Linked DNA regions of Homo sapiens: all the other regions are linked to region 1. The links are chromatin contacts, found by Hi-C or POLR2A ChIA-PET in ENCODE. All regions are on one chromosome and are shown on one strand. The core of a region is the stretch at or near the end of the contact, and the rest is flanking DNA. Distances in the headings are between cores, read along the strand shown. Region 1 holds the start of KLF16 (KLF transcription factor 16). Region 2 holds the start of NCLN (nicalin). Region 3 holds the start of ZNF77 (zinc finger protein 77). Region 4 overlaps FSTL3 (follistatin like 3).

Region 1 (2,700 bases), core at 25-2,524:
TAGCCGAAGCGCTCCAACTACGCGCACCTTCCCGAATCGCCCGCCAGGTAGGGGTGAACAAACACGCCAGGGAAATACAGCAGTGTGGACCCGAGCCCCTCGAGGGTCCTCCAATACTATGAAGTTCCCCCGCCCAGACTCAGGCCCCAACCCGCGCTCCTAGCCTCGCCCTCCCCCTCGTTAAAATACAGAGAACGCAGAGAAAACGTGCCGGGCTCCCCCCATCCTGGCCCCACGCCAGGTGCTCTGCCGACCTCTGGGGAGAATCCGCGCGGCCACCCCGGCGGCGGCGACGCGGTTCCTCCTCCATTTTCACAGATAAGGAAACTGAGGCTGGGGGAGGGGGAGAACCCAGAACCCCAGAGCCGGATGCTCCAACCACGGTGCCCACCGCCCAGACCAGAACGCAAAAGAAAAAAAAAAAAACGGAACAAGGCCCAGAAAGGGAGAGAGGTGGTCTGCCCAGGAGTCTCAATCCCGCCCGCAGACCTCGCTGGGCCCCCGGAGCCCCCGCCACTGCCGCCGGGGCGGCCATCCGCTCGCCGCCCGACCGCGTGGCCGCCACGCCCCCCGCGCGCGCCCCACCCACCGAGGCCCCGCCCTGCCGGCCGGCGCGGCGGCGGCCCGGGCGCGCCCCCCTCCCCGCCCCCCACGCGCCACGCAGTTTCGGGGTCCTGGCGGGGGAGGGGTCTCAGGCGGCCGCCCCCGCAAGGGCCGGGATCGCGGCTGCACTCACCTGTGTGCGTCCGCAGGTGCGACTTTAGGTGCGAGGACTTGTAGTAGGCTTTGGCGCAGTCCGGGAAGGGACAGCGGTGGCTCTTGGCGGCGGCGGAGGGCGCGGCGCCGGGGGCGCGGCCCGAGGACGGGGACGAGGCGGCTGAGGAGGAGGAGGCGGGCGAGGCGCCCCCCGGGGCGGCTCCGGGTCCGCCGCGCAGGTCGGCCAGGATGCTGGCGGCCAGCAGGTGGGGCGCCGCGGCGGCGCCGGGGCCCGGGCCAGAAGCGGCGGGGGGCGGCGGGGGTGGCCCCGGGGTCCCGGGTGAGGCGGCCTCGCGGCGCGCCGCGCGCACATCCAGGCCGGCGGCGGGGCCCGCGCCCTCGGGGCCGGGCCGCCCGCGGTGCACCACGGCGCCCGAAGAGATGGCCATGAGCACGTCGGCGGCGAAGTAATCCACGCACGCCACGGCCGCCGACATGCCGAGCAAGGGCGCGCGGCGCGGCGGGCGGAGCGGAGGCGGCGGGAGCGGCGTCCGTCCGGCCGGCGGCGGCTGCTCGAGTGCGGGAGGCGGAGGAGGAGGAGGAGGAGGCCCGGCGCGCGCCGCCGCCGACGCCCGCGCTCGGCCTGCCCCGCCCCGCCTGACGCGTCCTGACGCACCGGAGCCCGCGGGGGCGGCCACAGCCCGCCCCGCCCGGAGGACGCCCCCTCGGGGCGCCGCAGCCACGCCCCCCGCCCGGCGCGCCCTCCACCACTCTCCGAGCCGCGCGCGGCCGCCGGGGGCGGGGCTCGGGCCGGAGGAACCCGCCCCCCGGCGCGCCCACTCCGGCCTCCGCCAGCGCCTAGCGTCTTAGGCCCGGAGCGCGCCTTCTCCGCGCTAGGGTGCAAGGCCGGGAGCCCCGCCCCCTCCCGGCGCGCCCCACTCCAGCGCGCGCCCCCGTACCCTTTCCCGGAGCACCACCCCCTCAAGCCGGGGCGGGAGGCCGAGGACCCCGCCCCCTCTCCGGCACGCCCCTCCTTCCGAGAGCGCGCCCCGCCCCATCCCGGCACGCCCCTCCCTCCCAGAGCGCGCCCCGCCTCCTCGCTGGCGCGCCCACCCCACGCCGGGGCGCGCGGCCGGCGGGAGCCCGCCCCCTCCCCGGATGCTTCCCTCCTGGCCCCGGGCGCGCCCCCGTTCGCGATGGAGGAGGGCTCCGATCCCCACGTGGCCGGGGTTGGAGGGGTGCGGAAGCGGCCGGCCCCGCCCCCAGGCCACGTGCGCGACCCTTCCCCCCTCTTCTCCCGGCCTGGGGCCCTGCTTTGACCCCGCACTCAGGCATCTGCTCGTCCTCTTCTCTGGGGTTCCCCCTCGCCGCTCACAGAGCCCCTCGGAGCCTCCCGGCCGAGACACCCGGTATCCCGCGCCCGCGGCGGGGCCCGGGAGGGTGGGGCAAGGCTGCGTTCGTTCCTCTTTTTGCACCCAGTTCCGGAGCTACTAGAGCGCGCCCCACTGGGGGTGGGGAGGGCCGGTTGGGTCCCAGAGGGTCGGGATAGGGGGACGGGAAGAGGGGGCCGAACGCAAAGGGCTGGGCTGGGCTGGGGGCGCCTGAGCGGGTCAGAGGTTCCCCGCCCTGCTGGGACACCGGGGTCCGGGGCTTCTCTTTCCATTCCCAGGCATCGATTCTTGGGGTTCGGACGGGAAAACTGAGGCCAGGTATTCGGGCCTCCCGGCCGCGAGGACGTCCAGGCCAACTTGTTAAATATTAGGGGGGACACCAGGGACGCGGATGGCCCAGTTCGCAGGCCCAAGGCGGCGGGGGCACAGAAACTGGGCGGCCCCCCTCGGTCGCGACCGCGCTCCCGCCCCTTCCCAGCTCCGGCGGGGCGGCGGGGACTGCGCAGTGGCCGGAGCTGCCTCCAGGGGGCGGAGCTGCTTTGGCCTGCGGCGACCTCCTGCTCTGGGTTGGGCATGGACAGAGGCCCTGACCCGATTCGGGGCTTCTCTAGCC
Region 2 (2,700 bases), core at 128-2,627, 1.3 Mb after region 1:
AGCACCCACCACACGGCTGGCACACAGTAGGTGCTCAGTGACCCAGCAGCACACTCAGAAACTCCCTTTCTAGCCGGGCGCGGTAGCTCACGCCTGTAATTTACAGCTACTCAGGAGGCTGAGACACAGGAATTGCTTGAACCCAGGAGGTGGAGGTTGCGGTGAGCTGAGATCAAGCCACTGCACTCCAGCCTAGGTGACAGAGACTACATCTCAAAAACAAACAAACAAACAAACAAACAAACAGAATTCTCACATGCTGCTGGCAGGGAGAGTGCTTGATTCTTTATCATTATATCTGAGGAAACTGAGACTCTGAGAGGTGAAGCGACTTGCCCAAAGCCACACAGCTGGGAAATGGAGGAGTTGGGATTTGAGCCCAGGCTCTTAATCGGCACCAATGCCACTTCTCACTTGGGACAGAAAGGAAGCCCTGACTCCTTAGGCAGCTGTACGGAGCCTGGGATGATAACGTGCTGAGAGCCAGGGCTACTGTCTGCTGCACCCTGGGGCTCAGTCTCCCCATCTGTACAAAGGGACGTTCCTTAGGTACCTCCAGCCCTGAGACACTGGGTTTTAACTTTAAATTTCTGATGAACAACAAATACTTTTTTAGTATAAGTATGCCCCAAATATGAATAAAGATAAATATAAATACCTGCCACCGACCCCTGCACAAACCGCAGGTTCCAGACTACAAGTCCCACAACCCACTGCGGCCTCCCTTAGGAACTGACTATCATGACTTTCTATTTTTCATTCATTCATTCAAAAATGGTATAGGCCACCCGCCGTGCGCCAGGTCTTGTGCTAGATGCCGGGGATACATCATATGCACAAAACAGACAAAAGTTTTTGCCTTCGTGGAGTTTGACATCTACATCCTCGGGAGTTTTAAGTGATTTTTGTTTTTCTCAGCAATTTCTGCCAGGACGACTACAGTTCCCGTGACCCTTTGTGTGTTTGACGGGACTACAACTCCCAGAAGACCTAGCGCGCCAGGCAGGCACTTCCTTTTCTCTTTATCCCCAACTTCCTTCCAGGTCGCAAGGTCACGTCCTGTCCCCACCTTTCGCCCCTCACCCTAGCTCCCCCAACGCCAAAGACAAGGTTAAGAAAGTGATATCGCGAAATAGTTTTTTAAAGCATTTTATTGCATTTTATGACTTGGAGTTTATGTGAAACCTCAACGGTATTAGCCGAACAGCCTGCCGCACCTTCCGGGAGTTCCAGAGTGGGCCTACAACTCCCACAGGGCTCCGCGAGCGCCGGACGGACGGACTACAATTCCCGACAGGCAGCGCGGCTGGCGGGGCGGTTCGCCGCGGTGCCCACAGGACCTCAGGGCGAGTGCGGGCTGCCCCGCGCGGCGCCCGCAGGACCCCGGCGGCTACCCATGCCGAGGTGAGTCCGCGGGAGCCGCCGCCGCCGCCGTCCCGTCCCAGCTGCCGCCCCGCGCGGCCCCGCCGCCGGCCAGGATGCTGGAGGAAGCGGGCGAGGTGCTGGAGAACATGCTGAAGGCGTCTTGTCTGCCGCTCGGCTTCATCGTCTTCCTGCCCGCTGTGCTGCTGCTGGTGGCGCCGCCGCTGCCTGCCGCCGACGCCGCGCACGAGTTCACCGTGTACCGCATGCAGCAGTACGACCTGCAGGGCCAGCCCTACGGTGCGTGTCCCCGGCCCACCCTCGGGGCTCCCCGGGCTCCCCGGCCACGCCACTCCGGCCCGGCGATCCCCAGGCCGATCCCTAGCTCCGGCCTGGGCTGCCCGACCCATGCTCAGGCCCCAGGCGAGGCAGAGCCCTGCCGCCCTGGACCCCCGGGCGCCCTGGAATCCCTGCTCTCCTTGCCTAGCGCCCAGGGACCCCCCGCGCTCGCTCCCACAGCCCCCGGCCCCTGCCTAGGTCTCCCTGCCCCGGAACCCATGGCCGGGCCAAGCGTCCCGCGTCCCTGGAGCCCTAAGTCCCCTCTCTCCTGTCCCCAGCTGGGCCGGCGTCTGCCTGCCTTGCCGAGTTTCTCCCTCCTGGGCCCCCTCCGCCCCTTAGGCTTCCTGGTCCGGGCTCACTTGAGCAGACGCTCCCGTCCTGACCTCCAGCTCCCAGGGTCCTGTTCTGGAGACCATCTGGTTGGTCTCTGGATTCACTGGGTCACGTCCGTGTTCCCAGGCCTCTCGCCTTTAGCTGACTGCGTTTGGAGTTAAAGGTCCCTGCACTGATTTCTGCCAGGCTGAGCCACCCGACGCGGTGGTCCAGCATTCCCCACCCCCTCCCACGGCCCTGGGTGCCAAGTGCATTTTGTCCAGTGCCCAAATTCAACTCCCCTGAATTTTCTCGCTCTAGTCACCGGCCCCCACGTCAAGGGCACATTTGTCCCCAGACCCCTGACGCTCTCTGGTCCCAGTTCGTGAGTCATGTTTCAGAATCTGCTAGCCCAGCTTCCCTGGTCTCCTCCCACGTCCCCAGTTCAGTCCACTCGCCTGGGGTTCCCTTTGACCCCCTTTCTGTCCCGCCTTTGATGCATACCCACGCCCTCAGCTCAGCCTCCTCACACCCACTTCCCAGAACCCCACTTGTTCCATCTTTCCAGGATTTCCTCTTCCCTTTCCAAATTCGCACCCCCTTGCCCTTGCATTCTGCAAGTCTCCCACTCAACAGCCTCGCCCCCTCCCGTCGTGGCCCTGACCCCAGTGTCTAGACCATTCCACA
Region 3 (2,700 bases), core at 55-2,554, 1.1 Mb after region 1:
TTTTCTCTCTCCTTCTCTAGCCAGGATTTTTTTTTTTTTTTTTTTTTTTGGTTTTTGTTTTTGAGACGGAGTCTTTCTCTGTCGCCAGGCTGGAGTGCAGCGGCGCCATGTCGGCTCACTGCAAGCTCCACCTCCCAGGTTCACGCCATTCTCCTGTCTCAGCCTCCCTGGTAGCTGGGATTGCAGGCGCCCGCCACCACGCCGGGCTAATTTTTGTATTTTTAGTAGAGACGGGATTTCGCCATGTTGTCCAGGCTGGTCTGGAACTCCTGACCTCAGGTGATCCGCCCGCCTCGGCCTCCCAAAGTGCTGGGATTACAGGCGTGAGCCACCGCGCCCGGCCCAGGATTTTATTATTTGACAGGCTCCAGGACAGGGCACCACCTCCTCCTTGGCAGACCTTCCCAAACTGACCACCAAGCCCCTGACGGCTCCTGCCCTCTCCTCCCACTCTCCCCGATCCCCTGACTGCCTCTACTGTCCCCCAACACATCCCTCGAGCCCGACTCCCTTTACTGTCCCCCCAAACTTCCCTCAAGCCCCTGATCGCCTCTACTGCCCCCCTTAAAGTGCCCCTGAGCCCCTGACTGCTTCTGCTGTCCCCTCGAGCTGCCCCCAAACTCCCGACTGCAGCTACTGTCCCCCTAAACTGCCTTCGAGCCCCTGATCACCTGTCCCCCAAAACTGCCCCTTCAAACCCATGACCGCCTCTACGGCCCCCTCAAACTGTCCCCGAGTTCCTGACCGCTGCTATTGGCCCCCTAATCTGCCCTTGAGCCTGACTCCCTTCCACTGAACCCCCAAACTGCCGCCGAGCCCCTGACCGTGTCTGTTCCCGCAAACTGCCCCTGTGCCCCTTAAACCTCTACTGTCCACTTAAATTGCCTCAAGCCCCTGACCACCTCTGCTGTCCCCACAAGCTCTCCCCAAACTCCTGACCTGTACTGTCCCCAGAAACTACCCCTCGAGCCCCTGACCGCTTTTGCTGTCACCCCAGACTGCCCCCAGCCCTACCCCTCGGCCGCTGTGACCACGTCCCCGGGGCCCAGGCGCTCGTCGTGCGCCGCCCCGCGCGTCCCTCAGCTTTCTCCGGCTGCGAACTCGGGCGGAAGCCGGTTCCTGCCGCCCCACCTCGCCCTGGGCCCGGGCTCGGCTCCCGCCCGGCACTCACCATGTCCCGCCCGCTCCTGGGCTCTCCAGGGTTAGCGCCCCGCGGTCCAGCGACCGGCGCAGGTGAGCACGACAGGACACCTGAGCCGCTCGGGGTAGGCGGGGAAGCGCGCAAGGCAGAGGGGAACTCGGCTTACCGTCCTCGGGGTCTGATTGGACAGATCTCGGGAAGTGGAGACTCTGATTGGACAGTGCTGTCGACTCCGCACCCCTGATTGGAGAATTCTCCAGTCCGTCCCCCTAGCGCCCTTGATTGGGCAGGGCTCCGCTTCGGATTAACGTCTCTGATTGGACAGTTCCCTAGGCCCCGCCCCTGCCTGTCCTGATTGGATAATTCTCTCCTCAGTGACGGGCTCGTCGAGAACACGCGTGGCTGACCCTCTAGCCGGGCAGCCGCGGATCTGGGAGAACTCACTCCAGTCCAGGGAGGGCGCGGCGTCCTCCTCCCTGACTGCACGGCAACTCCAGACTCAGTTTCCCCTCGGAGCGGCCCCTCGTGCGGGGAGGAGAGGAAGGGCACGGAGTCCCATGGGGCGGAGTCCTGCGTGGGGGCGGGACCCGCGTGCGTGACGTCACCGTGCTGTCCCGCGTGGGCGCGGACGCCTGGGGTCCAGAGACCTGGAGATCTGGAGACCAGACGACGAGGCCCCAGGAGGCCGGACCCCACCAGGCGCTCCCTGTGTTCTTAAAACTCTCGGCCGGGCGCGGTGGTTCACGCCGGTAATCCCAGCACCGTGAGAGGCGGAGACCGGCGGATCATCAGAGGTCAGGAGTTCAAGTCCAGCCTGACCAAAATGGCGAAAACCACTTCTCTCCTAAAAATACAAAAATTAGCTGGGCACGGTGGCGGGCGCCTGTAATCCCAGCTACTCCGGAGGCTGAGGCAGGAGAATCGCTTGAACCCAGGAGGCGGAGATTGCAGTGAGCCAAGATCAGGACACTGCACTCCAGCCTGGGCAACAAGAGCGAAACTGAGTCTCAAAAAAAAAAAAAGCAGCCCTCCCACAAACAGAACCACGTAAGGTCATGAAGAGAGAGGTCTCACATTTATATGCTTAATAACGAAAAAGACTCTACAAAAACCACAGGCTTAAACAAAAAATACTTTTACAGGGACACTCAGACTGGTGTGACCCTTGTTACTGATCTTTGTAGACAAGGATAATTATTTCTGAAAAATGATGTAATCCTCATTTAAAATTTTTTTTTTCCTTTATAAACCTTTGTCCCAGTCTGGGCAACATGGCAAAACCCCATATATACAAAAAATACAAAAATTAGCTGGGAATAAAGGAGTGTGCGCCTATGGTCCCAACGACTTGATAGGCTGAAGCAGGAGGATCGCTCGAGCCCGTGGGGATTGAGGCTGCAGTGAGCTGTGATCTCACCATTGTACTCCAGCCTGGGCAACAGAGACCCCCGTCTCAAAAAAATGAAAACCAAAAACAACCTTTGTCTTCCTTTACCTCCCTGAATAAGCACATAGTTTGCTATGCCGCGCATATTCCCACTGCAATGAACTGTTACCAC
Region 4 (2,700 bases), core at 124-2,623, 1.2 Mb before region 1:
CGATAAGCCTAGGAGGCGATGAGCATTCACATTGAAAGCGGGGGCGGGGACCCCAGAGAGAGCTTCCCTAGCAGGACCTCAATATCCCTGTCTGAGCAGCGGGGCTGCGGGGCAGCTCCTGGTTCAGAGGCCTAGGGCTGTGGGGGGCCCCCTCCCCTGGAATCGCTCCCCAGGCCAGGAGGGCCGTCCAGCGCCCCGCCCTCCCCGACGCCTCCTGGGGGAAGGTCCTGGCAGCCCCAGACTCGCGCCTGGCAAGGGCGGAACACCCCAGGCTGACGCAGCTGGGGCCCCTCCGGCCTTCCCAGAAGAGCGCGTGCATCGGGAGCAGACGTCAGCCAGCTGCAAGGAGGAGCGGCCCGGGGCTGCGTAGCTCCGCTGGACCCCGATTCCGGGCAGAGACCCCCCCCCGCCCCGGCCCGCGCGCACCGAGCCCAGCCCCCGCCCCCCAGCGCAGGCGCAGCGCGGACCTCGGCCCCACCGGTCCCGCGCCCGGACCCTGAGCCCTGCCCCTGGGAACCCGAGGGCCCCGACTCCGACTGACCCTGACCTGGGACGGCGCCCCCGCCTCCGCCCTGCAGAAGGGGCGCAGGGAGGGGCCCCGAGGCCTTCGCGCGGCCCCACGCCCGGGACCCTCCCGCGCCCGGCCCCACGCGCGTGTCCTCTGTCCGCAGATTCGTGCGACGGCGTGGAGTGCGGCCCGGGCAAGGCGTGCCGCATGCTGGGGGGCCGCCCGCGCTGCGAGTGCGCGCCCGACTGCTCGGGGCTCCCGGCGCGGCTGCAGGTCTGCGGCTCAGACGGCGCCACCTACCGCGACGAGTGCGAGCTGCGCGCCGCGCGCTGCCGCGGCCACCCGGACCTGAGCGTCATGTACCGGGGCCGCTGCCGCAGTACGTGGGGGCGTGGTCTGTGGAGGGGCGGGGCGGGACCTACCGGACCTGCGCGTCATGTATCGAGGCTGCTGCCGCAGTAGGCGGGGGCGGGGCCTGGGGCGGGACCACCCGGACCTGAGCGTGACGTATCGGGGCTGCTACCGCAATGCGTGAGGGCCAGGCCTGCGGGGGCGGGGCCTGCTGGAGGGGCGGGGCCTGCTGGAGGGGCGGGGCCGCTGCCGCAGTGCGTAGGGGCGGGGCCTCCAGCCCAGGACAGGTCACATGGGTGGCGGTGGGGCCTGAGTAAGGGCGTCTTTATACTTCCGAGGGAGTATCACGGGGTAGGGTCTTTTGTAGGGTTGGGATTTGGAAAATAGTGGGCCTCTGGGGGCTCACACTGGGCAAGAGGTATGTGGCATGGTCAGAGCGGGAGCGTGACTCAGAGAGGGGCTTGTGGGTGTAACCAGAGGGGCATGATGGAACCAGGGGGGTGAGACTGGGTCATGTAAGGGGCGGGGCTCTTGGCTGGGGCGTGGTTCCTGGGTGGAGATGGGCGGGGATTTGTGGGTGGAGTTTGGGTGGGCGGCCCCGCAGTCGCGGAGGGGCGGGGCTTTGGGTAGCATAAGGGGCAGGAGCTCACGAAAGAGGTGTGGCTCCTGGGTACAATGGGAAGGGCAGGGCTTGTGGGTGGAGCCTGAGGGGTGGAATGGAGAGGGGGGCTCACGGGGGGCGGGGGGGTGCTTGTGTCTCCTACCAGAGGGTTTTCGCATCTTGGGGGTTAAGGGTGGGTCTTGGGGCCAAGAGCCCTGCGGGGTTCTCAGCGAGATGTCCCCTGAACTTCCCCTGGCACCCGGCCTGCAGAGTCCTGTGAGCACGTGGTGTGCCCGCGGCCACAGTCGTGCGTCGTGGACCAGACGGGCAGCGCCCACTGCGTGGTGTGTCGAGCGGCGCCCTGCCCTGTGCCCTCCAGCCCCGGCCAGGAGCTTTGCGGCAACAACAACGTCACCTACATCTCCTCGTGCCACATGCGCCAGGCCACCTGCTTCCTGGGCCGCTCCATCGGCGTGCGCCACGCGGGCAGCTGCGCAGGTGCAGACGCAGGGCGGGGGCACAGGCCTGTCCTGGGGGCCGGAGAACCCCCTGCCCTGCGCCCTCAATGCTCTTATCGACCCTTGCAGGCACCCCTGAGGAGCCGCCAGGTGGTGAGTCTGCAGAAGAGGAAGAGAACTTCGTGTGAGCCTGCAGGACAGGCCTGGGCCTGGTGCCCGAGGCCCCCCATCATCCCCTGTTATTTATTGCCACAGCAGAGTCTAATTTATATGCCACGGACACTCCTTAGAGCCCGGATTCGGACCACTTGGGGATCCCAGAACCTCCCTGACGATATCCTGGAAGGACTGAGGAAGGGAGGCCTGGGGGCCGGCTGGTGGGTGGGATAGACCTGCGTTCCGGACACTGAGCGCCTGATTTAGGGCCCTTCTCTAGGATGCCCCAGCCCCTACCCTAAGACCTATTGCCGGGGAGGATTCCACACTTCCGCTCCTTTGGGGATAAACCTATTAATTATTGCTACTATCAAGAGGGCTGGGCATTCTCTGCTGGTAATTCCTGAAGAGGCATGACTGCTTTTCTCAGCCCCAAGCCTCTAGTCTGGGTGTGTACGGAGGGTCTAGCCTGGGTGTGTACGGAGGGTCTAGCCTGGGTGAGTACGGAGGGTCTAGCCTGGGTGAGTACGGAGGGTCTAGCCTGGGTGAGTACGGAGGGTCTAGCCTGGGTGTGTATGGAGGATCTAGCCTGGGTGAGTATGGAGGGTCTAGCCTGGGTGAGTATG

What was found. Hi-C counts contacts between places; a loop is a spot of excess contacts on that map. ChIA-PET counts read pairs that join two places held with the same protein, here RNA polymerase II (POLR2A). Pooled maps may share reads with other maps.
Region 2: a loop to region 1 is called in a map of CD8-positive, alpha-beta T cell, with 18 times the contacts of the local background. The contact joins the promoter of NCLN here to the promoter of KLF16 in region 1. A Hi-C loop is called at or near these places in 1 of 168 maps with a recorded cell type or tissue (CD8-positive, alpha-beta T cell), 1 of 37 single-sample maps with no recorded cell type and 5 of 50 pooled maps.
Region 3: a pooled map shows a loop between it and region 1 (6-fold over the local background). The contact joins the promoter of ZNF77 here to the promoter of KLF16 in region 1. A Hi-C loop is called at or near these places in 4 of 50 pooled maps.
Region 4: a pooled map shows a loop between it and region 1 (17-fold over the local background). The contact joins the enhancer-like site here to the promoter of KLF16 in region 1. A Hi-C loop is called at or near these places in 1 of 37 single-sample maps with no recorded cell type and 7 of 50 pooled maps. POLR2A ChIA-PET finds 5 or more read pairs at or near these places in 1 of 52 experiments (HEK293T).

Annotation. Positions count from the first base shown.
Region 1 is chr19:1,862,305-1,865,004 of GRCh38, forward strand. It overlaps KLF16 (KLF transcription factor 16), which reads right to left and starts at 1,275. Exons shown (of 2, transcript NM_031918.4): 1 at 737-1,275. The coding sequence starts at 1,193. RefSeq lists silencers at 518-687, 738-917, 1,248-2,347, 2,418-2,637 and a promoter at 1,164-2,368.
Region 2 is chr19:3,184,553-3,187,252 of GRCh38, forward strand. NCLN (nicalin) reads left to right here and starts at 1,378. Exons shown (of 15, transcript NM_020170.4): 1 at 1,378-1,662. The coding sequence starts at 1,479. RefSeq lists enhancers at 456-1,338, 645-784 and a silencer at 1,295-1,864.
Region 3 is chr19:2,943,667-2,946,366 of GRCh38, forward strand. ZNF77 (zinc finger protein 77) reads right to left here and starts at 1,305. Exons shown (of 4, transcript NM_021217.3): 1 at 1,172-1,305. The coding sequence starts at 1,174. RefSeq lists silencers at 1,001-1,080, 1,221-1,470 and an enhancer at 1,541-1,700.
Region 4 is chr19:679,603-682,302 of GRCh38, forward strand. FSTL3 (follistatin like 3) reads left to right here. Exons shown (of 5, transcript NM_005860.3): 3 at 672-887; 4 at 1,731-1,958; 5 at 2,048-2,700. The coding sequence ends at 2,106. Among named protein-coding and RNA genes, the nearest start is that of FSTL3, 4.6 kb to the left of the region's middle. RefSeq lists silencers at 101-410, 441-1,220, 1,411-1,510 and enhancers at 1,331-1,880, 1,881-2,429. Within about 2 kb of position 1,374, at least 41 of the 41 ENCODE cell types and tissues checked have a DNase peak (open chromatin) inside an H3K27ac peak, as active enhancers do.